Regions from separate parts of the Homo sapiens genome. Here all the other regions are linked to region 4. Evidence: chromatin loops called from intact Hi-C (ENCODE). Cell type or tissue: heart left ventricle. All regions are shown on one strand.

Evidence for each region. A loop is a pair of places that touch in the nucleus more often than their neighbours do. Peaks named below come from ENCODE experiments on the same cell type or tissue, not always from the same donor. Only the 100,000 strongest peaks of a DNase experiment are listed, where the experiment ranks them.
Region 1: it touches region 4 in a loop (2.9-fold over the local background); 2 of 110 quality-filtered maps call a loop at or near these places.
Region 2: it touches region 4 in a loop (3-fold over the local background); 13 of 110 quality-filtered maps call a loop at or near these places.
Region 3: a loop joins it to region 4, with 3 times the contacts of the local background. A loop is called at or near these places in 26 of 110 quality-filtered maps.
Region 5: it touches region 4 in a loop (2.1-fold over the local background); 25 of 110 quality-filtered maps call a loop at or near these places.
Region 6: a loop joins it to region 4, with 4 times the contacts of the local background. A loop is called at or near these places in 83 of 110 quality-filtered maps.

What each region holds. Positions count from the first base shown.
Region 1 is chr3:45,401,915-45,406,914 of GRCh38, reverse strand. The region is part of intron 4 of LARS2 (leucyl-tRNA synthetase 2, mitochondrial); the gene reads right to left. Among named protein-coding and RNA genes, the nearest start is that of LARS2, 16 kb to the right of the region's middle. In heart left ventricle, no CTCF peak of the experiment used is centred here; no DNase peak of the experiment used is centred here.
Region 2 is chr3:45,195,217-45,200,216 of GRCh38, reverse strand. No RefSeq gene overlaps it. Among named protein-coding and RNA genes, the nearest start is that of TMEM158, 29 kb to the left of the region's middle. RefSeq lists enhancers at 1-580, 1-770. In heart left ventricle, no CTCF peak of the experiment used is centred here; no DNase peak of the experiment used is centred here.
Region 3 is chr3:45,109,931-45,114,930 of GRCh38, reverse strand. It overlaps CDCP1 (CUB domain containing protein 1), which reads left to right. Exons shown (of 9, transcript NM_022842.5): 3 at 2,486-2,848; 4 at 4,090-4,458. Among named protein-coding and RNA genes, the nearest start is that of CDCP1, 34 kb to the left of the region's middle. In heart left ventricle, no CTCF peak of the experiment used is centred here; no DNase peak of the experiment used is centred here; H3K27ac peaks cover 1,755 bases.
Region 4 is chr3:45,053,487-45,058,486 of GRCh38, reverse strand. No RefSeq gene overlaps it. Among named protein-coding and RNA genes, the nearest start is that of CLEC3B, 30 kb to the right of the region's middle. In heart left ventricle, a CTCF peak has its summit at 2,745 (motif pointing right); no DNase peak of the experiment used is centred here; H3K27ac peaks cover 1,285 bases.
Region 5 is chr3:45,124,834-45,129,833 of GRCh38, reverse strand. The region is part of intron 1 of CDCP1 (CUB domain containing protein 1); the gene reads left to right. Among named protein-coding and RNA genes, the nearest start is that of CDCP1, 19 kb to the left of the region's middle. RefSeq lists a silencer at 1,294-1,538 and an enhancer at 4,856-5,000. In heart left ventricle, no CTCF peak of the experiment used is centred here; no DNase peak of the experiment used is centred here; H3K27ac peaks cover 665 bases.
Region 6 is chr3:45,208,554-45,213,553 of GRCh38, reverse strand. It overlaps LOC101928636 (a long non-coding RNA gene), which reads right to left. Exons shown (of 4, transcript XR_001740675.2): 3 at 1,028-1,196. Among named protein-coding and RNA genes, the nearest start is that of TMEM158, 15 kb to the left of the region's middle. In heart left ventricle, a CTCF peak has its summit at 2,808 (motif pointing right); a DNase peak (open chromatin) is centred at 2,833.

The DNA of each region.
Region 1 (5,000 bases), 350 kb before region 4:
TATGAAAACACAACAAAATCACCATATGGAGCTAAGTTTTAAATATGTCATCAGGCATTCTATGAGTTTAAGAAGAAACCGATTGGCAGTACAGCCTTTTCTGATTACTGAAAGAGAATAATTTATCTCTGGCTTCAAATGGCCCCTGCTCAAACATCCAAACCTCAGGACTCTCTTTTTATTGCTACTATTAATTGGGTTACACTTGAAAATTACATATTGTTTTTAGAGGGTTTTCTCAGTGATCATCTCACATACACAAACCTCACAACAAATCCATGATGCGGGTAGGGCAGACACCATCACCGCTTTGACTAACCCCGTTTCCTAATTGATTCATCACCCCCAAACCACCTGCCCCTCTACATACACAGTCCACATCTAATCTGTGTGTGTCTGCTCAGCTGCTTGTGACCTTTAGTTTTCTTCTCATTTCAATGGGATGTATTTTCCAACCTAGAGAACCATGTCCATTTGGCTCTGTGGAGCATCCGATCCCATTCATGTAAGTGCCAAATCTGGGAGAGCACTTACATCAGAACTACCTGAAATGCTTATTTAAATACCAATTCCTGAGCCTCACGCAGGACTATATCGCAACCTGCCTTTTTAGCAAACTCCTCAGGGGATCATTACACACCCTAAAGTTTAAGAATCATGGACACACAGAGAAATTTTTACAGAGCATAAATGGTTGGATGCCAAACTTGACGGCAACAACTTCATGTTCTGAGCAATGTTTCTCAAATTCCACAGGCTCCAATTGAGAGGTCTGCTAGTCTCCCTGATGGTTTCTAAATGTATACTTTTACATCAATAATTTTTAAAAAGATCACCCAAGATAAGAATATTCTGGGTCAACTAGATCACCTTAGGTGGGGGTCATTGGAGCTGTTCACAAACATTTTGATCCTCCTCACCATCCTGGCACATGGTGGGAATATTCTTTACCCTCTTTGAGGTTGGATGTGGCCATGTCAGTGGAAGTGACTTGAGTCCAAGTGGAAGATTTAAGAGCCAGTGGGGATTCACTATACCCCCTTCTCCCAGCCACAGAGATGGGGAGGCACTCACTGAGGTAAGAACAGCCATCATCGAGGTCCTGACTACCTTGAACTGAGCCCTCCTGCTAGGCATGTAGCAAAAGCAAGAAACAAAATTTTGTTGTTTTAAGCCACTGAGATTTGGGGATTGTTTATTATAGCAGCATGGTCTAATTTTTCCTGATTGATGAACCTGATCACCAAGAACTAGCCCATGAATTGGGTGTCTGGGGTTGCCTTTGTATTTATAATCATCTAAATGTCAAGTAATCATCTAGAATGACAGAGTTTAACTTTTAATTCAATATTTACCAAACTTGAGCCCAAGGATTTTGTCACTGAGATATGTGAGTTCTAAAGTTTGAGAAACATTATTCTGGGCTATATATGCACAATGAACACTTAGTCCAGACTTAAACAAAGGAGTTGTATGCTTTTAAAAACATCCATTGAATCAATCAACTCACAAACAGTTGAGGCTTATCAGATTATAAACTCCTTGGGAACAAAGGAGTTGTTATCTTATAGGCTGTTAGGAACAAAGGAGTTGTTAGGTCTTATAGGCTGTAGACCTAAAAACATGTTAGTTACATTTGACCATTAAAAACCTGACATGATGGTTGGGTGTGGTGGCTCATGCCTGTAATCCTAGCCCTTTGGGAGGCCAAGATGGGAGGATTGCTTGAGGCCAGGAGTTCAAGACCAGCCTGATCAACATAGTGAGACCCCATCTTGTATAAAGAAAAAGAAAAAAAAAAAACTTGACATGCTAACACAAAAGAAGTTAGAAAGACCTTCCCTGCCACTGAGAAGCTTATATTACTGGGCAGATAAAACAACATGTGGATGACATATAGACCTCCCTAGTTTGTGGTTCTGACTATAAGTGCTAAATTATTTCATAACAAATGTGAACTGGAGAATTGAGGGATGGATTTATGGTAGAAGTAAGAATTTAAATGGGCTTTGAAAAATAGCAAGGACTGGCCGGACACAGTGGCTCACACCTGTAATCCCAGCACTTTGAGAGGCCGAGGCAGGCTGATCACCTGAGATCAGGAGTTCTAGACCAGCCTGGCCAACATGGTGAAACCCTATCTCTACAAAAATTAGCCGGGTGTGGTGGCGTGTACTTGTAATCCCAGCTACTCGGGAGGCTGAGGCAGGAGAACTGCTTGAACCTGGGAGGCAGAGATAATGCTGTTCTTAGTGTGCCTTAGAACTATTTCATATATCTCCATTCAAGAATAGAGCTGGTGCTCAATGATTACTTACTGACTAAATTAATCAATACATGTGGCAGACCCTGTTTGGCAGGCCCAGATTAGATATTCCTTCCCTGCTTAGAGTGAGGATCGTTAAACTTGAGTCCAAGTTTATTCAATCTCAGGGACCAATCCTGACACTGGGCAGGAAAGATTTTAAAATGACAAGGAAGCTCAACAGACTTTCTTTCACATCACTGACAATGAAACCAAGATTTGTTTCTCTTTTCCCACATCACTTAAAAATGACCAGACAAGTTTTCACCAGATTTGGTGGTTGTATCTGAGATGCTGTGACTTAAATATGAACTATGAAAATTAATAAGAAATTAATTTCAGGAGAACCTAGAGAACACCCTGAAAAGAGGGCTTGCTATCTTAAACACAGCAACTGAAACTGTGAAACAAAAAGACAACCTTAGGTATCTGCTGATCACACAGACTAAGAAACCATCAACCAAATAACAAATAGTGGTTTCAACCATAAGCAAATCAAGCCACAGGATGGATAATATGAATTACAAGATTCATTTATTAAATGGTGACGAATCACCTTCCTAAGCAGCTCTGAGGAATAAGATCAGTATAAATAATAATTACAGCTGTCACTTATTATGGGATTATTATGTGCCAGATACAAGCACTATCTCATCTAATCCTCATAACCCTGTGAGGAATAAAGTATTGTTATCCCTATGTTAAAGATTAAGAAAGTGGGATACAGGGACATTAAATGACTCTGTAGAGTCGCTTGGCTAGAAAGTGGTAGGTTCAAATCTAGGTTGTTCAATTTCTGGGTCTAGCCTGACCTTAGGCTTCAGATATGGTAGGAGGACTCCTTGTCTTTTGGGCCTGAGCTGCCTGCAAGGGTACCAGTTCCTTTGGGCCTGGAGCTCTGCCTTGAGCCTCCTCTGTAACATCTCATCCCATCCAAGGAAATTAGAATCCCACCTACAAGCCCCTCAACCACCTGTTTTGCTAACAGGCTTCCCTGCACCCTATCATAAATGTACAGTTGCTATAAAAGCTTAACTGTCCCAAGGCGGGCGGATCATCTGAGGTCAGGAGTTCGAGACCAGCCTGACCAACATGGTGAAACCCCGTCTCTAATTAAATACAAAAATTAGCTGAGTGTGGTGGTGGGTGCCTGTAATCTCAGCTACTTGGAAGGCTGAGGCAGGAGAATTGCTTGAACCCAGGAGGCAGAGGTTGCAGTGAGCTGAGATCGCACCATTGCACTCCAGCCTGGGCAACAAGAGCGAAGATCCGCCTCAAAAAACAAACAAAAAAAAGCTTAATTGTAGGCAATTTGCCTGCACTCACTAATTGTCCGAAATAAGTTGGCCTAAGTTAAAAAAAATTTAGACAAATCTAATTAAAGAATCACAACTAGATTCTTTATCACAGTGAGATAAAGAATTGTCTTTATCTTTATCTTTAGGCAAAGAGCCAATTCATTCTGTCCCACATCTTTCTTTTTTTTTTTTTTTTTTTGTCTTTGGAGACGGAGTTTCGCTCTTGTTGCCCAGGCTGGAGTGCAATGGCATGATCTTGGCTCACTGCAACCTCTGCCTCCCGGGTTCAAGCAATTCTCCTGCCTCAGCCTCCCGAGTAGCTCAGATTACAAGCACGGGCCACCATGCCTGGCTAATTTTGTATTTTTAGTAGAGATGGGGTTTCTCCATGTTGGTCAGGCTGGTCTTGACCTCCCGACCTCAGGTGATCTGCCCACTTCGGCCTCCCAAAGTGCTGGGATTACAGGCATGAGCCACCATGCCTGGCCTGTCCCACCTCTTTCTAATAAACATAGCAGAAATAATGAAAAACAGTTATCTGGGAAAAATAACATCTGACAAAAACCAGAGAGACAAACACCCTCAGCCATCTTAAAGTGGAACACAAATCTCTGAATTTGGTAGTATAAAGTTATTTAACTCTTCAAGTGACAAAGACATTACAACGTGACCCTCTTTTAGGAATACTTCTTGCAGCCAATGTCAGCTCAGCATAAAATTTCAAACCAGTTATGACAATGGATGTACTTACCTTGCTAAAATAAAATAGAAAGAACTGAGAGGCAGCAGATATCATTTGTATAGGCCCTGACAGGTTCATAGTAGCAATGGCCACTGGGGTTCCAGTAAATGTTTAATTAACAATTGGCTCTCTGGAGGAAAAGGCCATGATTTGTAGGTTTGCTGATTACCATGACGTAAATACTCCCTCAATGGCAGATTTCAAGCTGCCAAGGTGACTAATAAACACAACATTGGGCAGAGATATACATAGTTGGCTCTCAGGTGCTGGTGTGTGCAGGTTCCTGTCCACTGCTGGCAATTGCTAATACTTATTGGTTACATACTGTGTGTTAGGTATCTAAGTGCTTCATAGTCATCCTCTTTGAATCCTTTTAACAGGCCAATGGGGCAGGTACTATTTTATCCCTATTTTATAGATGAGAGAAAACAAGGTGTTGAAGAGGTTAATTAATTAACTACTCAAAGGCCACACAGCTTGTAAGTATTAAGAGCTGGAATTTGAATCCTGGCAGTTTGGTTCAATGGGCCATGCTCTCAGCCCTTCTTGAATACTGCCATATTTCGTAGGTGGATAAAGAAGATATTATGATTATCCAACACCCATCTTAAAGATGATGTGTTGCTAAAGATTGCTAGTAAAGATTAGGCTCTGG
Region 2 (5,000 bases), 140 kb before region 4:
TTGGTGATGACTCACTTACCAGCGATGTGGGAGTGTCCTTACATTCCTGCGGGCTTGGAAAGTATTCCCTGAGAGCCTTTCCTTGTGTTGAAGTCCATTCATCTTCCTTGCGTTCCCCAACCTTACACAACATCTGTCCTCCTGTCTGCTTACCTGCAGTGTAATCAAGGATCTCACAGGCATGTTTGATGCTCAGAGAACTCAGGGATGTTTCAATCAGCGACTGTCCCAGAGCTGCCCTGCATCTTAGTCATCGTGTTCCGATGGGTTTCTGCACTTCCTTCATTCATAAGAACTGTTAGTTCAGTGCCTTTTTAGGAAAGGATCACCCAGCAGGAGAGCTGGAGAGTTTTTGGTCTGCATAATAAGTGGGAATCACAAGGAGATGACAAATACAGTTGAGGGGTTGGGCTGTGGGAAGAGTGGAGATTAAAACAGGTAGAAAAGGTGGCTGAATGCTGGGCAGGAAAAAACCCAGTCACAGAGGAAGGCTATCTTGAAAGGAGCTAGCCTTGGAGGAAGGCTTGCGAGGATGATTTCACTCTGCATGGAAAAGATGGTTGCAGTTGTATTTTTTAAAGATGGATGCAATATCTCCCACCTCTCCCCAACCCCATGCTTTTCTATTACCTTATCATTTCTCCATCAAGAGGTGGAGTTCAATTCCCCTCCCCTTGATGTGGGGTGGGCTTTTGTGACTGGTTTGTTTGTTTGTGTGTTTGTTTTTTAAGACAGGGTCTCACTCTGTCACTCAGGCTGGAGTGCAGTGGCACAATCACGGCTTCACTGCAGCCTTGACCTCCCCAAATTCAAGCAATCCTCCCACCTCAGCCTCCTGTATAGCTAGGACTACAGGCACACACCGCCACGCACAGCTAATTTTTGTATATTTTGTAGAGACAGAGTTTTGCCATGTTGCCCAGGCCGGTCTTGAACTCCTGAGCTCAAGCAATCTGCCCACCTCAGTCTCCCAAAGTGCTGGGACTACAGGCGTCAGCCACCACACCCATCCTCTTTGTGATTGTTTCAATTAACAGCATGCCATTGAAGTGATGCTGTGTGACTTCAGAGGCTCAGCTGTAAAAGGGACCCATATTCCACCTTATTCCCTGTGATCCTCACTCCTGAAGTTTTGAGCCCTGTGTAAGCATTTTAACTGTCCTGAGGCCATCAGTCTGTGAGGAGGCCTAAACCAGTCCACATGGAGAGGCCACAGAGGCCCTGAAGCCATATAAAGAAGCAGAGGTGCCCAGCCGGCCACCTGCTGCTTCAACCCTGGCTCTCCAAGCTCCAGCCACTGTCCAAGAGTAACCACACAAATGACTGGAACCAGAACCACCCCAACAAGCCTTTCCCAAACTCCTTATCTACAGAAATCCTGAGAGATTACGAAACTGTAAGGCACTAAATTGTGAGGTGATTTGTTCTGCGGCACTAGCTAGCTAAACAGAAGTTCTGGCCAAGTCTATATTAGGCAAGATAACAAAGTGGAGTCATTGTAAATCATTTGAAGAAAGAAACATTTTGCTTGTCTTTTCTGGATTTTCTATGCCAAAGCATTTTGGATTAAATCAATAGCACTTTCACCAGCCTATGGCCTCAAAATGATGCCCTCCTTCCTTATAACCACATGGTAAAGACCCAAGCCCCATCATCTTGACCACTGGCTATCAGCAACCCTGTGGTTCAACCTGCTACTTCTAGGAGTCACATGGGGTGTCCTCTCAGGCCTGCTGATCCACTGCAGTTTCTGTCCCACCTGTGCATCACTTCCTGCCCCAGCCACCCCTCCTCCTGGCCAGGACATTGCCCACAAGGTCATTTGGTGGAGCTTTCTCACTACCATGCCATCTGGTTCTGGCGCTGAGGCAAGGTGACCAGTCCTGCCCACAACCAGTGCCCCATGGTGCTCCCAGGACCCTAAAGCAGATGTGCTTGGGCCCAGGGTCTCCAAAAATCTCATCTGAGCAGCTTCATTCTCTAACCCTTTTCCTTTCTCTATTATGGTTCAAAGAAGAGATGCCATAGCATCCCTCTGGTGGTCCTTCTGTCTCCTCCAGCCCATCCTCCAATTAAAACTGATCCCTCTTCCCCTCACTGTAGATCAAAAGATCCCATGCAGGCCGGGAGCGGTGGCTCACGCCTGTAATCCCAGCACTTTGGGAAGTCGGGGAGGGAGGATCACTTGAGGTCAGGAGTTAAAGACCAGTCTGGCCAACATGCTGAAACCCTGTCTCTACTAAAAATACAAAAATTAGCTGAGTGTGGTGGCACATGCCTGTAGTGCCAGCTACTCAGGAGGCTGAGGCAGGAGAATTACTTGAACCCAGGAGGCAGAGGTTGCAGTGAGCTGAGATCAGGCCACTGCACTCCAGCCTGGGCAAAAAGACTGAAACTGCATCTCAAAAAATATTTTTAAAAAGATCCCATGCATACAAAGAGAAGCTGGGTTGGGATGGGGGGGATTTTTATACATCAGGGCCCTTGTGCAACCCACCAAAAATACTTCCTAACTGGAATCATCTCAACCAACAGCCTCATCTCCACAGAGTACATTTGACTTCTGAGGAGTCAAAAATTTTTTAAAGGACTATTTAAATTGTATTTCAGAGAAATGGGGGTGAGAGAATTAAGATATAAAACCTGCTGGCAATAAAACTCTTCCACTTATGGGAATCTTTCCTGGTGGATTTTGTGGGAGCATTATTGCATGTTTCATTACAGACTTGAGCAGACACTGGTGCCATTATGGAAACACATCACAACACGGGGTTCTCTGCAAACCAGTTTGCTTTAAAAATGCATTTAAATTATGCTCTGCAGGCTTTATGCCATAGACCTGAAATCAGCTAAGAGCTGGTTATCCCAGAGTCCTGGTCTACATGATTAGTGGGATCCATTAATAGATGGGTATATCTATCAGGTCACTGGGAATCTGAAAGGACAGCTACTGTGGTATGGAACATTTTTGTAGCCATGCAGAACAGAATCTGAGCTGAAATCTGCAGCTGTGTACCTACTTGGAGTTTCTAGACAGGACACTAAAGATGAGGAAATTATTTGTTGAGACCTCATGAAAATTAAAGACATGGGAAAGAAATGAAAAGAAAAGCTATGGCTTTAAAGAGTCTGCAAAAAGGAAAGAGACGTTCAGTGTTAGTGAAAGTCAGTGCAGAAGAAGATGGAATGGAAATTTTGAAGCAGAAGCCACTATTATCACAGACTGCAAATGACATCTCACCAGAGAATCGCCCAAGGTGAGAAGCACCATATTCAAAAGAGCTTCTACTTAACATGGCCACCGTGAAAATACTTTCCCCAACTCCTACCCACCCTGAGGCTTTTCAGAAAATCACCAAAATGTCCTTGACTAACAGCAGTACCTCACTCTTGCCATAGAGATGTCTGACCCACCATCTCTTTCCTCTCCTGCCAGGCAATGGGTGCCCTCCTTCAGCCCATTCCTCCTTTCTTCTGTCTCCACTACTCATGGATCAATTAGCTCCCAGACATATGGCTGCTACCCAACCGCTTGTCCAACAAGATCCCAGCTTTGTTCTGTACCTACCTTCCTCCATGGCAGTTACATGATTTGTAGGGGATGAGCCCAACTTCATCTCCCAAAGAGTGGGTGCTAATTAGTGTAAGCCAATGTTGGTGGCACCATTACCCTCACCTGTGATTGGGTTAGGCAGGAACATATCATACAATTTTGGCCAATGAAATATGAGTGAATGTTTATGGGGAGTTTTGGGAACCATTTTTGTTTTGGTTTGGCTTTTTAATAGAGATGGGGTCTCATCATGTTGCTCAGACTGGCCTCAAACTCCTAGTCTCAAACAATCCATCTTGGCCTCCCAAAGTGCTGGGATTATAGGCATGAGCCACTGGGCCAAGCCTGGGAATCATTTTTTACTGGTAAAAGAGACATACCTCCCCCTTTTATCACTAGACATGGTTGGGTCTGCTGATGATGCTAGAACTGTGGTGGCCATCCTGGGACTAAGGAGAGCCAACCTAATGATAAAAGAGCAAAAACAAGGAAAGAACCCAGGTATTTGGTCCTGTCGTTGAGCTGCCAAACTATCAATGTTGGAGACACCCCGGCTTGGGTATTTATATTGGTTGGTCCACTGTCAGTTGGTATTTCTGTTGCTTGTATCTGAAAATATCCTAACTGATATAACCATTTAGCTTACTCCTTCCTCCATTCTTCCAGCTCTTGCCCAGTTGGAGAAAGCAGCTTAGGGATTCTCTGTCTCTATATTTTTCCTTTCTCTTTTTATTCCTTTTGTGAACCCAAAGGTAACTATCATAATTGCTGATAGGTTTAAGAGACAGCTCAACCTTGCAACTGTATCATAGAAAGAGAAACCCTGAAGTTTTAAAGTTAAATGACACAACATGTTCCAAAGGAATTGTTCTACTTCTCAGGGGTCACAGATCCCTTTGAAAATCTGATAAGAAGGCCGGGTGTGATGGCTCACACCTGTGATCCCAGCACTTTGGGAGGCCAAAACGGGTGGATCTCTTGAGATCAGGAGTTCGAGACCAACCTGGCCAACATGGTGAAACACAGTCTCTACCAAAAATACAAAAATTAGCCAGGCATACTGGTGGGCGCCTGTAGTCCCAGCTACTCAGGAGGCTGAGGCAGGAGAATCATTCAAACCCGGGAGGTAGAGGTTGCAGTGAGCTGAGATCGCACCACTGCACTTTAGCCTGGGTGACAGCGTGAGACTCAGAAGGAAAGAAAGAAAAAAAAGAAGGAAGGAAGGAAGGAAAAGAAAGAGAAGGAAAGGGAGGAAGGGAGGAAGGGAAGAAGGGAAGAAAGGAAGGAAGGAAGGGAAAATCTGGTAAGAGCCAAGAGGTAGCTCATTAGAAAAGTGCACATGCACACCCGAATGTGCCCATATGCTAAAGTTTCCAGAGGGACTTTGGAATCACTAGTGGGAATCTCCACAGCCTAAGGTGTGTTCATGGTGCTGTGTTTTTTATTC
Region 3 (5,000 bases), 56 kb before region 4:
GGCTTACTATGTAGTAAAAACCCATGCTCACAACTTTTGAAAATGATATGAAAATATCAATTTCTAAAATAATAAATCTAGACACTGAATCAGGTCCAGTGGTCCACCTGCCCTTCATTGCCTTTTCTGAACAATCATTCTGAAATCAGCATCAGATAAAATTTGATGTCTCCATTCTCATCTCTTCTTGAATAGTTCCATGAGAACTAATGAAAGTTGGCTGAGCATGGTGGCTCATGCCTGTAATCCCAGCACTCTGGGAGGCTGAGGCAGATGGATCACCTGAGGTCAGGAGTTCAAGACCAGCCTGGTCAACATAGTGAAACCCCTACTAAAAATACAAAAGAAATTACCCAGGCATGGCAGCACACACCTATAGTCCCAGCTACTTGGGAGGCTGAGGCAGAAGGATCACCTGAACCTGGGAGACAGGTTGCAGTGAGCCAAGATGGTGCCACTGCATTCCAGCTTGGGTGACAGAGCAAGACTGCATCTCCAAAAAGAAAAAAAAAAAAAAGAGAGTTAATGAAATTAGAAATCTGCTGGGGAAAATGAGTTTATGAATCACTTCAGAAATAATACTTCTCCATCCTCTGGACAGGAATCATTTTAGTTATTTAAAATGTTTTCACTGGACAGAGTACAGGAGAAGATTCCGAGGCATGCCAATCATTTTGACTACTCTTACCTGTGTGTTCATCCTAAAAAACAAAGCTCTTAGCATCAAATGAAAAATTGCTTTCATAACCTGACTCTCACAGTGTCACATGGCTGCTGACAGAGCTGAGGCTGGGAGATGGGGCTTTTTGACTCCAGATTTTACTATAGAATTAAATCAGAATCCCTGGGATGGTCCAGGCATGTGTAGTTTTTAAACGGCCTGCAGGTGAGTTGTAGGTAGAACCAGAGCTAAGAGTCACTGCCTTACTAGAGTTAAATGTTTCCACAAGAGTACAGAACCTAGCCAGAGCCAACTGATGTTGCCCTGGGCACACTGGAGGTGTGCGTGGAAAATCACTTGAGGTCTGCTTTTGAAAGAAAGAGGTGGCTTGATATAAACATTGAAGTTTCCATGAGCTCCTAAAATAGGAACTACCTTTACTAACACGCAAAGTCTAATTTTAGTCACGTTAGTCACCATGTTATCTAACCCTGTGTTATTGGTTAGACAGCATAGCGCATTGGCAAGAAAGGGCTGACCAAACACAGCCTGAGCTTTCGTCCTGGGATCTGGAATTGCCGTGTACTTGCTGCAAGTGCCAGCCCAAGTCACCTGGATCCACAGCTGCTTTGCAAAAATTAGAGGTCTGGCTTGGATGACCTCAGAGATCCAAGACTGATCTGAAATTCTCCATAATTCTATTTTGAGTGGACAATACTTTCAAATACCCCAATAGAACAGCAGTAAAGATTCACAAATTATTATTATGGAGGCCAGAGTCTATCACACCTTTCAGATGCCCCCTGCTCAAAACAACAAAACCTTAATGTTACATTGCCTACTTTCTGTTTCGTCCCCTCACTTTCCTCTTGTTTTCTCTTTGATAATATTTCTTGCTTTGTTTTAAAAGGCTTAGGAAACAAATATATCAAAGGATGTTATTAGCTGTTAGCCTTAAAAAAAGAAATTCAACTGCAGTGGTTATAAAATATCAGCATTAAGGCAGTGCAAGAAGAGAAATGGCGCCGCCAGATTCCAGCTGTCCAGGGGAGTTGCACGTTCAGAGTATATTTGCTATGTTGATGAATGTGTTGATGGGGAAACCAGTTTTAAAGGATGGATCTTGGCACTGTGCTCTACAAATTGTGAAATCGTGACTCTCTTAGTACAGGAGAAGTAGGAGATCCCAAAGCACAGACTCTGCTACAAATGCCTTCCTTCTGGCTTCACCCACTGGACCCCAGGAACTTAATCTGGAAATCACAGTAGTTAAGAGATGTCTCAAGTCTGGTGACCTGGAAGCAGAGCCTGAGACAGGATTTTTTGTTTAAGTCAGTGATCAAGAAAGTGCTCTCAGAAGTGAGGAAAGCAGGATAGAGCAGGGCACGTAGCTGAATGCAGATGCGGTTTTAGCTGAAGAGTAGCTTCAGCCTGACCCCATGGGGAGCTCTGGAGTATGAATGGCATACCCAGGTTACATCACTTGAAGCAAGGAGGTCAGACTTTTTAATTCCTGCAGGAGGCCATTATTGGCTGTAGACAGCACCTCTCCCTTGGGATGGGCATGAGGGGCTGCAACACCTCTCAGGCTTTTCTGGTTCAAGGCAGCTCCCCCGAGCTGAGGCACTTCCCCGAAGGAGGGTACATCTGTGAGCCATTGGCCACTAAGACTCACAGCAGTTGGGGCCTGGGTGCCCCTGCCTGGTAAAGGCCACCTTGGGGGAGCCCCAAAGAGTCTACTACAGGGGGCTGAGTGGTGGAGGAGGAGTGGTGTGGGGCCTTGGAGCATCTGTGATCAAAATTGCTTCTGTGACTGTTTTTCAGACTGTATGTCAGGCCCATGTCCTTTTGGGGAGGTTCAGCTTCAGCCCTCGACATCGTTGTTGCCTACCCTCAACAGAACTTTCATCTGGGATGTCAAAGCTCATAAGAGCATCGGTTTAGAGCTGCAGTTTTCCATCCCTCGCCTGAGGCAGATCGGTCCGGGTGAGAGCTGCCCAGACGGAGTCACTCACTCCATCAGCGGCCGAATCGATGCCACCGTGGTCAGGATCGGAACCTTCTGCAGCAATGGCACTGTGTCCCGGATCAAGATGCAAGAAGGAGTGAAAATGGCCTTACACCTCCCATGGTTCCACCCCAGAAATGTCTCCGGCTTCAGCATTGCAAACCGCTCATCTATAAAACGTGAGAAAGCCCCTCCCTGCTATCTGATTAGGTTAAAACACACAAGATCATCATTGTTCTAGGTCAGAAATGGTCAAATGTCAGCAAATCTCTAATACTCAATATAAAAACCATAAAGGAAGATCTAGCTCTCTTATAAGTGACATGGGTCATGCATTCCTAGTGTGAACCCCCTCTTCTCTATTAAACAAACGGGGTGATTCTCTTTGTCCTTTTTGCATGTGATACTTGTTTTCAAAAAAATGACAAGGGATTGGTTCTACAGACCCACCTTGATTGCTTCATTTCTAACTTCTTTGTCTTCCATCTCTTTCACATTTTCTGTAAACGTATCAGTGATGTGCAGAGCTCACTCACACTGGCTCATAAAAGCTGTTTTTTGTTTTTATTTTTGTTTTTGTTTGTTTTGAGAAAGAGTCTCAGTCTGTGGCCCAGGCTGGAGTGCAGTGGCACTGTCTTGGCTCACTGCAACCTCTACCTCCAGGTTCAAGCGATTCTTCTGCCTCAGCCTCCCAAGTAGCTGGGACTATAGTCGTGCGCCACCACACCCAGCTAACTTTTGTATTTTTAGTAGATACGGGGTTTCACCATGTTGGCCAGGCTGGTCTCGAACTCCTGACCTGAGGTAATCCTCCTGCCTTGGCCTCCCAAAGTGCTGGGATTACAGGCATGAGCCACTGCACCTGGCAGAGAGCTGACTGTTAAGTGTTCAGGCATTTTGTGAGCTGATGTGAAACAGATCCGTTATAAAAAAATAGAATTAAATTAACATAATTAAATAAATTATTTTTAAAACAAAGGTAATAAATACTCAAAACTCATCACTTCCTAATTATTTTACTGTTGCCTGTGCTTTCAGGGTTATTTGTGTTGTCGTATCTGTATGGAGGGAATAATATAAAGGTGTGCTACTGCCCAACTCCACATTCAGTCACCTGGTGTTGGTAGCTTGAAATCAACCGTGGTGGGATTATTTACATCCACTATGGAAGTGGGCAGACGCTATAAGTCAGGGCTCTCCCCTCTACCACTGGACCGGTTTTTAATATTTACTCGCACACCACTGATGTGTCTGCATTCCCAATCTCTGCCTTGAGTCCAAATATACAGTATCTAGACCCACTGCTCAGGATCTGAGAACTGCAGTCATTTTTCCTACACCCCCACCCCTCGGCTGCAGACAACCAGGACAGGGTCTAATGGCTCCCTATTCTTTCTGGTTTGGGTTCCACTCCCACTAGGTCTGTGCATCATCGAGTCTGTGTTTGAGGGTGAAGGCTCAGCAACCCTGATGTCTGCCAACTACCCAGAAGGCTTCCCTGAGGATGAGCTCATGACGTGGCAGTTTGTCGTTCCTGCACACCTGCGGGCCAGCGTCTCCTTCCTCAACTTCAACCTCTCCAACTGTGAGAGGAAGGAGGAGCGGGTTGAATACTACATCCCGGGCTCCACCACCAACCCCGAGGTGTTCAAGCTGGAGGACAAGCAGCCTGGGAACATGGCGGGGAACTTCAACCTCTCTCTGCAAGGCTGTGACCAAGATGCCCAAAGTCCAGGGATCCTCCGGCTGCAGTTCCAAGTTTTGGTCCAACATCCACAAAATGAAAGCAGTGAGTGAGCCCCACTTTCCTTTTTCTTCCTCCTCCAGCACCTTCGTTGTTTCCTGGGTAGTCTGCCTGGGTGAGGCTCCCTTCCTGTTTCTCATCTGTGGCTTCTGAAACACTTAGACTCTGGACCCAGCAAGAGTTTCAGGAAGTGGGTTGCTAGGCAGTTAGACAGGCTTGTTGGTGAACACCCGGTATGTAGTTCCATTTCAGCACAATAAAAAGAAATCTTGCATTCAAGATGCTAAATTGTTTTTAACGAAGGCATTGAAAGGTCATTTTTCTAGATCTTATGTCTTGACCCTGCAATGTGAATGAGGATGTCACCCGCACCATCAGCGATGATGATGGGAACTTACAGTTTTATGGCTCAGCACCCCTACTATGGACACATACTCTGCATGTCATCTTGTGTTAGGCACGCCACTTACACAATCTCAGCTAATCTTTATTGCAACCCTGTAGGGGAGGTGGGAATTATCTTTATTTACTAATGAGAAACCAGAAGGTTCAGAGAGGTTATGGAACTGGCCTGACATCACACAGCT
Region 4 (5,000 bases):
GCGATTCTCCTGCCTCAGCCTCCCAAGTAGCTGGGAGTACAGGCACATGCCACCATACCTAGCTAATTTTTGTATTTTTAGTAGAGACGGGATTTCACTATGTTGGCGAGGCTGGTCTGGAACTCCTGACCTCGTGATCCACCCGCCTTGGCCTCCCAAAGTGCTGGGATTACAGGCATGAGCCACCGTGCCTGGCCGAGTCAATCTCTTTTAATCAGTCAATCTCTCTCTCTCTCTATCTCTCTCTCTCTCTCTCTGTCTCTCTCTGTGCGTGTGTGTGTGTGTGTGTGTGTGTGTACACACACATCCCATTGCTGTGTTTCTCTGTTGAACCCTAATACAATTGCAAATAAATTTTGTCAGAGATGCCCATGACATCTGTCCAGTAGAAGAAATTACGGTTTTATTGCCCTCTAGGACATGTGAAAGGAAAATATCTTGGGCCCCTTCAAGCTGGGAACTGCTCAGGGCAAACCTGCCTCCTATTCTATTCAGTCTTCCCTCTGCTCTCTGAGATAGATGCATATTCTGATTGCCTCCTTTGGAAAGGCTTATCAGAAACTCAAAAAAATGCAACCATTTGTCTCTCACTTACCTGTGACCTGGAAACCCCCCTTCCTGCTTCCAGTTGTCCCCGCCTTTCTGGATGGAACCAATGTACTTCTTACATATATTGATTGATGACTCATATCTCCCTAAAATGTATAAAACCAAGCTGTGCCCCGACCACCTTGGGCATATGTCGTCAGGACTTCCTGAGGCTGTGTCATAGGTATGCATCATTAACTTTGGCAAATAAACTCCTAAAATGATTGAGACTTGGCTCATCATTTTTCTCAATTGACAGACATTAACCAGTTTTGCATCTAATTTTGCCATCTTATTCTACCATTATTTTTCCCACTAAGTAAACATTTATTATGGCTCTTCAGAAAAATAAGTAAATAATTCTCTTTGATTTTGTTGTTGTTGTTGTTTTGAGACAGGGTCTCTATCACCCAGGCTGGAGTGCAGTGGTGGATCTCAGCTCACTGCAGCCTCAACCTCCCAAGCTCAAGCAATCCTCCCACCTCAGCCTCCCAAGTAGCTGGGACTACAGAAGCAGGCCATCATGCTGGGCTAATTTTTGTATTTTTAGTAGAGACAGTTTTGCCATGTTGCTCAGGCTGGTCTCAAACTCCTGAGCTCAAACAATCTGCCTGCCTTGGCCTCCCAAAGTGCTGGGATTACAAGCATGAGCCACTGTGCCAGGATATAAATAATTCTTGTGCACTGGATGTTCTTTCTAAAACAAACTACTGCTGTCTAGAGAAGGAGAACAAAGGAATCTGAAGCACTCAGCAACTCTATTCCTCACTGTCACTCACTCAGAGCTCCAGGGCTGGCACCCCACGCTATAGCAGAAAAAAAAACCAGAACAGAGGAAGACTCCCTTAACATTGAACTGCAGCCAGGCACAGCAGGAACTTCCTCACCTGGCGGGAGAGTGATCTATTCTAAGGGAAGGATTAGAGACACAGGCTGTGGAGGCCTTAAAGAGACCCATGGGAAGGGATAAGGAGTTTGAGGGAAGTAGGAGGCCCCCATGTGGGATATCCTCTAAAGGTCCAAACAGAGTCTCGGTATCCAGTAGCGGAGATGAGTTAGCTAAAGTGGAGCTTGAAGGAGCTAAAGGATTGCTTACACCCCCAGCACTAGCATGGAAGCCCATGACCACAGGGACCTTGGTTTGTTCACCTCTGTATCTTTAGGAAAGGCAGCAAATGAGCCGCCAAAGGAAGGTGAATCTGTACTGTAGAGCCAGCCTGATGAGGATGAACTACCAAAGGACATGAGGGAATTTTCTGGGTTGATAGAAATGCTCTGTATCTTGATGAGGGCTCTGGGGTGATGGAAATGTTCTGTATCTTGATGAAGGTAAATGTTTGTCAAAACTCATCAACTGGGCCAGGCGCAGTGGCTCATGCCTGTAATCTCAGCACTTTGGGAAGCCAAGGCAGGTGGACTGCTTGAGCCCAGGAGCTCCAGGCCAGCCTGGGCAATATGGTGAAACCCCGTCTCTACAAAAAAATACAAAAGTTAGCAGAGCATGGTGGCGCATGCCCCTGGTCCCAGCTACTCTGGAGGTTGAGAGAGGAGAATCACCTGAGCCCAGGGAGGCTGAGGCTGCAGTGAGCTGTGTTCATGCCACTGCACTCCAGCCTGGGCAACAGAGTGAGACCCTGTCTCAAAACAACAACAACAAAAATCTATTCAGCTGTACACTTAAAATGGATACACTTTATTGTATGAAAATTATAATTCAATGAAACTGATTTAAGAAGAAAAAACTGTTTGATAAATTAATTCCTAATTTCCTACATTTTTAAGATGGTTTGTGACTCATTCTAAGCAATTCCTGGTGTACAGAGGCCTGACTTCACTCTCTTACCACATTCAGAGGTAACATTTCCATTTCGAAAGCAAAAACTGACATAAGTGCAAATACTTTGGGAGACCCAGTGGAGGCAGAGTCTTTCCTTATGTGGGAGACGAGAATTTGCCACCCCAAAATATGCCTCTTTGGCATGAGGATTGTTGAGCTGAAGATAAGACGAGGCAGATGCAAGAAAGCTCTTTGCCCTTCCTCTATTTGCCTAAAAGTAGACACAAATTTACAAAGACAAATGGGATCCCACCCCCACCCCCTTCTCCCAGGGAGCACAAAGGTCTCCCACTGATGACAACGTTAGACCCTCAGTGACCTGAAGATGGCACCAGAGGAATCTACATGAACAAGCTTTACAGACCAGCCTTCATCTCACTTGCCTTTCCTCAAGTTGCTGCCCCTGGAGATTCAAAATCCTCTTCATCTTGTCACATCTCTAAAAATCTACTGTTCTTTGTTGAAGATGCTATATAAGCTGGAATTCAAAGCCACCACTATGAGAATGACTCATTCCCTGGGTAGCTCCTGTGTATATATGAAAGGCACATGTTAATAAACTTTGGTTTTTCTCATTAATCTGACTTTTGTTACAAGGGTCCGTTCCAACTAAGAATTCGTGACGATTGAGGAAAAAGTTATGTTTCCTCTTCAACACTTATATAAAATCACCTTTAAAATTAGAAAAAAACTAAGATAAATGTACAATTTGACATTAGCTGACCAAGTGTCCTTCACTTCAGCTGGCGAAAAGCAAAGAACTGTGAAAAATTAGAATTAGAAGGAATGTTAAAGATCATCTAGTGGCCAACTCGTTCACTGATGACTCATACAGATGAGGTAACTGAGGCCCAGTTGAAGAAAGAATAATTGGGAAATTCCTTCCTTTTCCTTCCAGAATCACATCTCTCAGAAATCTTCCTCACTTCCTCTTAAAAAGCAACACAGTGACATTTCTGCAAATAAGAGTCTGAGAAACACCTGCAACACAGGTCCTTCTGATAATGAAGATAAAAATGCCTTACACTTAAAAAAAAAGTCTAGTGTCAAATCACTCCAATATATCCAGTGTGAAGTTGTATTTTTAACTTATGTTTTCCTCAAGTAACATGGATAATAAGTCCTTTTGAGATAATAAAGCCTTTGTCTTTGGTGTTAAAAAAAATCTAATTTATTTTCTCCAAGTCAGGGACATTGATGTTTAAGATTAAAATCTGCAGTTGCTACAGCTGCTGCTGGCATAGACTTCTTGCACAAATACATCAAGATGTTTCTATTTGTCTTCAGATCCTTGCCAAGAGTTGAGCAATGGCTGAACATGGCATCACATCTGCTTTGGCCTGCGTGAAGAATTTTAATGTTAGTAGCACTAACATGTGTGGTATTTACTTCACTGGACATCCAATTCAATTCAGTCATTTCAATTTACTCTGATTGAACACCTGCTATGTGCAAGACACTGTGCTATGTGCTGATGGAGAAGTTACCAGGTAAAGTGCTAGGAGGGAGAGTTAGACACATGGTGAGAGGAGATAGAAACTTCAGGTAGTAGCATTCACTCATTCATTCAATGAACATGGCACCAAGCCAGGGTCTGATGTCTCCATTCCAATAGCTGCTTTCTTGAGCTATTAAGACACCTCTAAACTGAAACCGCCTTTGCAAAATTATGACTGAGACAGTGAAAGAGATCTAACCTAACTGACTCCATCTTGCTTCTAACCTCCAAGCTGTCCTTGTTCATTCCTGGGCATAAGCTGAAGTAACATTGGGAGAAACTTAGTTTATAGTTTAAACAAAGACGGTAACAGCCCTTTCCCAAAGCAGACCTCCTTCTTGCCTGGGAACTAGATTGACTTTATAGAACTAACATTAGCCACAAGATTAGAAATTATGGTTTAGGAGTCATGCAGCTGGAGGCTACAAGATTCTGACCTGCCCTAAACTGCTCCTAAGATCAGTGCTTGAGATATTTTGCAGCCCCTGCACTTGATGGATTAGCTGGCACAACCCAGATCAATAAACTGGCTCATCTGATCTTGTGGCCCCCACCCAGGAACTGACTCAGCACAAGAAGACAGCTGCGACTCCCTATGATTTCATCTCTGACCAATCAGCACTCCTGGCTCACTGGCTTCCCCCAACCCACCAAGTTATCCTTAAAAACTCTGCTCCCCAAATGTTTGGGGAGACTGATTTGAGTAATAATAAAACTCCAGTCTCCTGCACAGCCTGCTCTGCATAAATTACTCTTTCTCTATTGCAATTCCCCTGTCTTGATGAATCAACTCTGTCTAGGCAACAGGCAAGGTGAACCCCTTGGGCGGTTACAAAACTAGAAGAGAAATGAATGAGGGGCTGTGGCTATCAGGGCAATAATAAAATGTGATGGGAGTCCTTTGCCAATCTTTATTCAGTTTACCTAACTGTGAGCTTTCGTTTCTAGCTCTGCTCCCAAGGCAACAGACCATATTACAAGTTACTTACGTTAGTAAACAAACTACATTAATCTATAAACTAATTAAAACATATTGTAATGATTTCCCAGTGATATTCTTTAATAATTTTCATTTGG
Region 5 (5,000 bases), 71 kb before region 4:
GCTGACTTTTTGTCAGAAGAACTTGAACAACTATTTAATCTCTGATGGCAAGGTTGGACCATTGGAATGAGGTACTCTGGAGGGAATACTAAAGACACTGGAAATTCAGTAACTTCTAAACATTTAGCAGGTGAGGGAGGGGAGCTGTGGGCCTTTGCGTGTGTGTCCCTGAGTGTACATACAGATGGGTTTTTTAATCCACTCCTTTGATTTTTCTCCAGCCATCCTTGTGATCCTCAGTGACTTTCATGGTCCTCGTGACTCACACTTCAAGGTTTAACAAAATAAATCTTTTTAACATTTCATAAAATGTTAATGTGATTTAAAGTAGCCTTGTGGCATTTTAGCATCTTGTATGAATTATTTACAGTGGTCACAAGGTGAGTTATATTTGTTATTTAATTCTGCAATTCCCGTGTTCAAAGTCTGTTATTATGCAGCTTTCTTACCTCTGTGGTCCTCTTGGAAACCATTCCTTCACCGATACGGTGTGATTCAATCTGGAATTAAATGTTAATGTCCGTGTTTTGGATTGACAAGGAGCCTTAAGATGGCCTCAGTCTCAGAGGGGTTTATACGCAGATGTGTCCTTTTGCTACAGACTGTGATATAGACTGTGACCCAGACAGGGCCACCTCTCTCATATGGCATGTGTCTTTGATCATAAAAGGGAAAAATGCAACAGAAGAGTTTGGATGGTTCTGTGCAAACCTGTCACCACTTTAGAAAAATGATTCAAAGCATAAGCACTGCAGACAGTGAACTGCTAGCATTGCTTTTGAGGAATGGTTCAGTTACTTTAGAAAATAAATAACTTGGCCAGGCACAGTGTCTCACGCCTGTAATCCCAGCACTTTGGGAGGCTAAGGCAGGTGTATCACCTGAGGTCAGGAGTTCCAGACCAGTCTGGCCAATATGGTGAAACCCCGTTCTACTGAAAGTACACAGATTAGCCAGGCATGGTGGCGGGCACCTGTAATCCCAGCTACTCGGGAGGCTGAGGCAGGAGAATCACTTGAACCTGGAAGGCAGAGGTTGTGGTGAGCTGAGATTGTGCCATTGCACTCCAGCCTGGGCAACAAGAGCAAGACTCTGTCTCAAAAAAGTAAAATAAATAAAAGAAACAACTTGCATCATCACATATCATTTTCTTTCTTAAGGACCTTGAGAATTAAGAGTAGGGAGTGAATGAATGTATAAAACAGTCCCGTGTTGATAAACTGTTCCAACAAGTTGGATTGACTAAGCGTGCACATGGTTCTTTTCAACGTTGCTATTGGAACTTAATTTTACTCTCTTCTGTAATTAATCTAAGAGCTGTGGAAATAGTAGACTATTTTAATGGGAACTTTGTGTCTCTCTCACTGAGGGGGTGGGACCCTGATGTCTCTTGAGCCCTGAGGTCACTGGATATAATTCTGGAAGTTGGAGCCCGGCCTTGTTCATCTTTGTATGCCAGCACCTGGCATGACAGTAACTCATGGCAAAATGATCTTGAGAGATGTGGCCAGAGTCGGCCTTCATCAACATTTTGCAGCAAGTTGTCTCTGCACTTCCCACCTGCACTGTGCATGCCCTTGTCCTACTCCCTCGGGCCTTCTTCCCTGCCCTGACTTCCCAGTGCAGTCCTGTGTCTCAGGCCCACTGCAGGTGGGAGGTTGTGCTTGATCACTCCCCAGGTCCTTTCTTGATAACTAGGGTCTATGTCCAATCCTTCCTGGGTGTTAACTGATCACTGCAGTGTTTAATGTGGTCCTTTCCTTTGGAGAGCCTATAATGGCAGAATGGCAGGCAAGTTCTTGTAGCCACCTGTGGCACAGTATCTTCAGTTGGGAGGTGCACCTGCCGTTGGGGTTGGGGAATGGGATGGTCACCTGCCCTGCCACCCATCCCTTTCTCCAGACCTGCAACAGTAGCCTGAAAGCATTTCCTCAGCTTGGCCTGACGGCTGTACCTTGCCCCAGCTTCTTTCTAGGGGAGTCTGGTAAGCAGCCATCATTTCACATCCCTTTACTTCTCAGAGGGAGAATGAGAGATTTGCCCTGCTGTCTTGACAGGCTCTTTCCTGAAACCAGCCATGGGAATAAGGTGGAAGGAGTGGGGTGGGGAATGGGAATTGGCAGGTCCTGGCAGGTCCTACTTGACTTCCAAACCAGTGGATGAAAGGCTTTACAGCTCAGATACCCAGAAGGACAGGTGGAGGTCTCTTTTAGGAAGAAGCATTTCCTGTGAAGCCAAAGCAGAAGCCTGGTTGAAATTGACTCAAACTTGCATCGGATTTTCCCATGAGTCTCATTGACAGCTGTCTAGAGAAGTGAGTCCTGCAGGCCAGGGCTTCTATAGCATGCTTTTCTGCTAAAACTTGGCACTGGCCTTTCATTCCCAGTGCTTTGTTCTAGAATCATGGCTGCTTTTCTTTTGCCACTAACTCAGCCACATTAACTTCCCATGCCCACACCCCCCGGGCAGACCTCATGAAGCTGTGGAGCCATCAGCAGTGGAACCATGCCAGTTCCCTTTCTTAGAACCTTACACCTGGCACTGCCAAAAAAGAACAATACAAAAGAACAACCACGCCCCAAACATTTCAAATTCTGTGGAATTTAAATCTTAAGCTTAAATTCCAACTATACTTTCAAATTACTTTGACATGAAGGAGGATTTGCAGTAATACAGTGTGCTTGTTGGACCATTTAAAACAAATATGTTTTCCTTTTGATATCCTAGAAAGCCAGCAGCTTGGAAATACTTCATTCTACCTTGATTGACTTTGTTGGTAAGAACAACGCACCATCATCAGAAAGTTCCTGGTTGTGTGTGGAGTTCTTCGGGCGGGGCTAGCTCTGATGAATAGTCATTTATCATGCCCCGGGCACCGGTGTCAGAGCTGGGACACAAAACTTGTCTCTACCTCTTATTAATCATATATGCCTGGGTACATTACTTAACCTACCCAAGCCTCAGTTTCTTCATCTGTACAATGGGGTTTAATATTAGAACCTACTTTATGGAGTGGTTGTGGGGATTTATAAATATTTATAAACATATGCACGGGGCTGCCTAATATTAAGGAATCATTAAATGTTTGTTGTTGTTACTATTTAGACAGGCCTGGTGTCTAGATTCCAAAGGTTTTTCTCCCATCCAAGAGAGAATGATTAGCCCTTGAAATGGCAATTCATGTTCTAGTTCTTTCTTATGTGAAGGTGGAAATGAACTATTTCCAGGTAGGCAGATCAGTGGTCTTCCTGTTGTTGGCAAGACTTACACCTCAATTTACCAGTCTGTAAATGGACCCGGCCAAGTCAATGACACGTGGATTTTGAGTGTCTAAACCAGTTGTCTCTCTATGCCTTTAGGCCTCACTGCCTCAGGTCCACTGGACTAGGAAGACTCCAAGTTTGGCGATGTGACTATCTGGCACCCCCACCCCTCCCACAGCAGGCACTGTTAGAATGAATTCTGTTGGAGGTGACTCCCCACTTCCTGGAATCAGCCAACAACTGCATTCACTTAATAAGAATGGCAGTTTCTGTCACCTCCAGGGTAGACAAAAAAAAGAAACAGAGAGAGAGAGAGAGAAGAAGGAAGGAAGGAAGAAAGGAAGGAAAGAAAGAAGGAAGGAAGGAAAGAAAGAAAGAGAGAGAGAGAGAAAGAAGGAAAGAAAGAAAGAAAGAAAGAAAGAAAGAAAGAAAGAAAGAAAGAAAGAAAGAAAGAAAGAAAGAGAGAGAGACAAAGAATGGCAGCAGTTGCTCCTCTTCTGCTAGGTAACTTGACCAGCCTTGGCAGCTTCTATGAGGGCAGCTCATTGTGGTACCCTGGGTGGGTGGAGACTGCAGAGGTGCCAGGGTTGAACCAGAATGTCCCAGCTGCCTCCTGAGTTCAGCAAACTTGGAGAAGGGAGGTCACTTCTCTGGTCTCAGTGAGGGTGCTGGAGTCACATGAGTCAACATGTAGAAGGGCCTATTAATAGCCAATGATCAGGGCCAGGGCCATGGCTAGGTGAGGCAGATAAGGTGTGCAGAATTTAAGGAGGCACTCATACTTGCTTCCTTAAGTGGCACTGCCCTGACAGTGAGTGCCTCCTTAAGGTTTGCCTCTTCAGTGCTTTGCCTGCCTTACGTAGTCCCCACCCAGCCAGCCAGGACTGTAGGCTTTAGACTCAGAGCCAAACTGCTGCTATAGTTGTCTGCTTAGCACCCTTCAATGGTGCCCCATCGCTGCTAGTAGTAGTTGTAATATGCTATCATTGATAATATCAACAATACTAACAGCCAATATTGATTGACTACCTGGCACCATTCTAAGCACTTTGTAGGTATTAACTCATTTAGGCCTTACAGGAATTTCATTATTATCCTGTTTGCAGATGAGGAAAGTGAGGCACCAAGAAGCTAAGGAATTTGCCCAAGGAAGCACATCTGGGTGAGTGGTAGTGCCGGGAATTGACCCTAGACAGTTTGATTCTAGAATCTGTACTCTTCACCACCACACCAAGCTGCTAAGGTGTGCTGGTCCCAGTGGGTGAAGCCCAAACTCCGTGGCCAACAACCAAGCCCTTTCCCACTTCTCCAGCCTCCTCTACCCACCCAAACAAAACTCTGGCCAAATCAAACTCCCCAGAGTGGCTCCAAGGAAGCCATGATTTTCATATCTTGGCATCTTTGCACCTGCTATTCCTTCCATCTGTCCTTCCTGACAGTCATCTCACAGTTCCTGGTTGGCACACTCATATCCATTCTTTTAGACCCATCTTAAGTCATACGCCTTCTGTGAAGCCCTCCTTGACCACCACCCCCAGATGGTTGATAGCAGACCCTCAATGTCTTCAGAGTACCTTGAAGTTCCCTGGTGTCCTAAAATTACTATTTGGGTCTAATGAACAGACAGGCAAATGTTCATTCAATGTGTGTGAATTCAACACTCGCTCCCTGCAGGGAATAAAGGTTGGGAGAAATCATTGCAATGGTGTGTGTGTCCCCTTGGGGTGGATATGAGGT
Region 6 (5,000 bases), 160 kb before region 4:
GAGGGGACTCTCCAGGTTTGCATCCCCTCAAAGAGTCTCTCTCCTGTGCTGAAGCAGCAAACAGATGTGGGGTCCTCCAGGAAGGCCTCGCCACTCCAGGAATGGCCCAGCCCCACTCATACAGCTCCCCAAGTCCCTTTTCAATGCAGATCCATGACTGGCCCGATTCTAGGCTCAAATAAGCCCGTGTTCTTTACAATTCACATCCACTTCATTCCGGAACCCCCATGTCACACTTAATTTGCCAGATGAGATGGCCGAAACCCTGCAGATTCAGCTCAGCCTACCAATTCCCTTCAGAGGGAAGTCAAAGGCCCAACATCGTTAGACATTTTAGCTCATGGAATGATTCCAGCAGAATGGAGTGAGAAGTGGGACCAGCCAGGTGGGGTGGAGGTGGTGCCCAGTGAGGCCAGACTAGTCTATTTCAAATACTAGCCCTGGCACTGGCCAGCTGCTTTCTAGGCCTCAGTTTCCTTTTCTGTAAAATGGGAATAATAACAGTACCTCTCCCATAGGTACTGTTGTCATGATTTTAAAGGAAAACATACCTAAGAGTTTACTTCCTCTCCACACTCCTTTAGAAACACATGTCCCAACTGGAGACCTGGCTCACCCAGGACTATCTTATAGCCTAGTTGGTTCTGTTTGGGATGATAAAAAAGTTTTGAAACCAGAGAGTGGTGGTGGTTTCACAATATTGTGGATGTAATTAATGCCACCAAATCATATCCTTTAAAAGGGTTAAATATTAATTTAATAGCCAGGCGTGGTGGGATTACATGCCTGTAATCCCAATTACTTGGGAGGCTGAGACAGGAGAATTGCTTGAAACCGGAAGGTGGAGGTTGCGGTGAGTCAAGATCGCACCATTGCACTCCAGCCTGGGCAACAAGAGCGAAACTCCATCTCAAAATAAATAAATAAATAGATAAACAAACAAACATAAAAGAATTGCATATTATGTATGTCATACCACAATTTTAGAAAACATTTTTAAAATAATAAGAATAAGGGAAAGGCTTACCTGACTCCAACTGAGAACTGAACATGGGTCATAAAAGATGGGTTTTGTCCCCTTCCCAGTGGAATGATCCAGAAACAGCCTGCGCCCCCTGATGCACGGGCTCCTTGTGGTGGCCCCGCCTACGCCACCCCACTCCTGGGTTTTTCTCCTGCTTGAGTTGCGGAATGGCCTAGTGCAGTACAAAGGAGACAGTTGAGGCTTCTCTCTCTTTCGTCACCAGCACAGACAGATGTGGCAATGGTGTTCAGGAAAGAGAGCTGAGAGCAGACTCGATGCCCCGCCATGAGGCAGGTGATGGAACCCCAGGTTTCTGCTCCCAGTGTACCCAAAGCAGCCCCCCTGGTCCAGCAAACTCCCAAATTCCATACAGGCATGACTGCAGGGAACAAGTGAGAGAGCGTCCCTGCCGCCTTCTATTTCTGCCAATTCCCTCTTCTTTTCTCTCAGGTCTGAGTCGTGCAGGAAAAGAGTGATGAAACCATTCCCTCACTCTCTCCTGCCACTGAGAATTATTCGTTTTGTTCCAAAGAGTCTCGTGGGCTGGAGGCAGCCACAGGGCTTGGATGGAGTTCATTATCGGGCACAGACCCAGGGCAGAACATAAAAGATTCAGCCTTGACATTTTACAGATGGAAACAAATTTCTGCGCTGTCATGGTGGGGCTCAGAGAGAGCACATTTTAACACAGACACAGGATGAAAACTCTTTACAGTCCTGGACTGGTGGGAGCAGCAGCACAGCTCGCAGGAGACCAACATTGGCACGATCGGCCTCATGACCCTCAACAAGGCTCTCATGCTCCATGAGCCTCAGTTCCCCTATATATACAAGAGGGGACACTAAACACCTGCTGTAGGGCTGTTGGTGCCTAGCGCTCCCATGGCACACAGCCTATCTGGACCTACCTCTAGGTTATCAGCTGTGTCACACTTTGCCGGGGACCACGGATGTGTACTATTATAAATAGCTATTGTTTATTGAAATGTTACTATGTTCTGAGAATTTTTAATCATGCATATAGAAGACTTTGGTGGTGCCCCAGCCATCCCCCCTCCCCACTAACCATTTCCATACATGTTGTCCCAACTTCCGAATGCCATCATTTCCGAATCTATCTGAGGATCCTCTCTGGTTGCTGGTGCCCACCGTGCCCACGTGTCAAATAATGAGAGAGCTGAGGCATTAAGGCACCCCAGGAGTGGTCCTCCCACAGTGAATGATGGGAATCTGTGGATAAATACCCCAGCTCCCTTGCCCCTCAGGCAAGGTCCTACTGAGAGGGATGGTGTGCAGGTGCCCTCAGTGGCAAAACACTTGCTGGATAAGTCACTCTTGCCATCTTCTTCCCCACTCCTGGCTCACATCGCCCTCCCCAAGTGGTTTTTCCTGGAGTCACTTCTCAAATAAACTACTTATGTCTGAATCTCTCAGGATCTATTTCTGAGGAATCCAAAGCATAATCTTATTTTTAACAAAGAACCCAAAGAGCTAGGTACTTTGATCTTCCTTTTACTGATAAGAAACAGGCTTAGAGACGTTTAATGTCTAAGGTTGCACAAGCCCTAAGCGCAGAACTTAAATTCTGACATCTGGCCACAGGGCCCCAGCCAAGCCAGCAAATGTCATGTCCAAGGCGGTGGCTTGCCAGGGAAGCCTGAGGCTGCAGAGGGTAAATCCCCTCCCCATCCACTTTACCCTCCACCTAAACACACACACGCGTGCACACACACACACCCCCCCCAACAGAGAGAGAGAGAGAGAGCCCATCCCACAGAGTGCCCGCCACCAGGTGGTGCCCTTGCTGGGAGGTGCAGGCTGGCCCTGCAGAGAATCTACCCGCAGGCCAGTGGTGTCGTCAGGTCTGGCTGAGCTACTTCGAAGAACCGAGCAGTCGGCCTTCAGAAGTGTCTTTCTGAGGAAGGCTGGAGCCCAGTAGGCAGAACTTGGATTGGGAAGTTTTTAAAAGCTCCCAGGACTTCTGAGCTGTTGGAGCAGCACACACACACGCACTTCCCCAGCTGTTAGCAGTGGGAGGACAAGCGTACTTTCTAAACCTGCCTGCAAAGTTGAGGTTCTAGAAACCCTCTCTATGGTCACTCAGGGTAGCAAATTCCATCTTCCTGGTCCAGCTCCCGTACTGTGGGACATAAGGACCCCCACCCACCCACACCCCCACAACCTCTGCCTCCTCCCCACCTTGCCTTGGTGTGAGGATTGGGCTTGGGACTTGGGACGGAAGGATCAGGGGCAACAGGACAGCTCCTTCGGTGGAGCTGCCCCAAGGTTCTGGCCCTGGGCTGACCTGTGTTATTTGCAAGTGCAGCAAGAAGGGACAGAAGCCTGCTCTCCTTTCTCTGGGGTGGTTCCAGCCCCTGCAGGAGACCACTGGGACCTAGCATCAGTCTCCCCAAAAAACACAGAATGACCGTCCGTGATTTAAAGGAGTACCACTCCTGTTTTTCTGCTGTTAAAGTTCTGACTCCAGGTCAGGCACAGTGGCTCATGCCTGTAATCCCAGCACTTTGGGCAGCCTGGGGGACAGAGTGAGACTCTGCCTCAAAAAAAAAAAAAAAAGGTTCTGACTCCAGACTGATATGTCAAGATACATGATTCTGTTTTTTGTTTGTTTACTTAAGCTGTAAAACCCAACTTTAAATTCCTAAATATATCCACAGAGCCTCTTATTTTCTTCATATTTATCTTAACATTTAAAAATGTATCACTGGCTGTCTTAGGTCGGGTTCCCAGAAGCAGACATTGAGATGAGTTTTGTGTGCAAGTGATTTATGAAGGATGTGCTCTCAGAAAAGCCAAGCTAGGGCGTCATCTCAGGCTGAGTCCCAGGGAGAATAGCTTTAGCCTGCCCCACAGGGAACCCCAAGTATAAATAGCCCTCAGAATCCCCCTGCCTCCCACCCCGTGCACCTGGACAAGGCTTACATTCCTACATTCTACCAGTCATTGGTGAAGGGCTGCCCCAGAGGAGTGTAAATTCTCAGGCAATGCCCCCTCCAGCAGCCCAAGACTGGATCTACAAAGAAGAGTTACAGGTGCCAGCTGCTGGGAGTGGTGATGAGGCCACACACTCACGCATCAGTAAAAGCAGATCCAAAGGCTGGGTACGGTGGTTCACGCCTGTAATCCCAGCACTTTGGGAGGCCGAGGTGGGAGGATCGCCTGAGGTCAGGAGTTCAAGACCAGCCTGGCCAACATGGTGAAACCCTATCTGTACTAAAAATACAAAAACAATTAGCCAGGCATGGTGGCGCACGCCTGTAGTCCGAGCTGCTCAGGAGGCTGAGGCAGGAGGATCACTTGAGCCTGGGAAGTCGGGGCTGCAGTGAGCCAAGATTGCACAACTGCACTCCAGCCTGAGAAAAAGGTATGAGACTCCATCTCAAAAAAAAAAAAAAATTAAAGAATCTTGTGAACAAGTAAGATGCACATACAATCACAGTGATACACATACACATGCACATATACATAGAAAAAAGATGGGAAAAAAATAAACCAAGATGTTTACAGTGGTTATCTATGGCTGGTGAAATTACAGAATTATTTTTATTTTCTTCTTTATAGTATTTCCCCCCAAGTTTTCTACAATGAAATCATATATATTACCATCATAATTGAAAAAAAATAAGTATGTAGTTATGGAAGTCATGAGTATCCTGTGGTCAGGGTAGAATTTGCTCAGATATGCAAAACACAACCATCAATAAGATCCCAACCAGCTCTTGAAACCCCATTTCCGCTGCATGCAAGAAAATTTTTGATCTTACTGTTATGGTATCTCAGCCTCCTCTGGTTTAAAATAATCTCTTTTTGAGTAATTACATAGTGTCTGGGTCTCTCCACCAATGCAAGGATTTTCCTTTCTCCGCTTTATTCCAAGATGGCAGCTGGATGCAGGGGAAGCTAACTTAGCTTCAGGTCTTGGCCTTGTGGCACAATCACATGCTGCCTGCAAGGT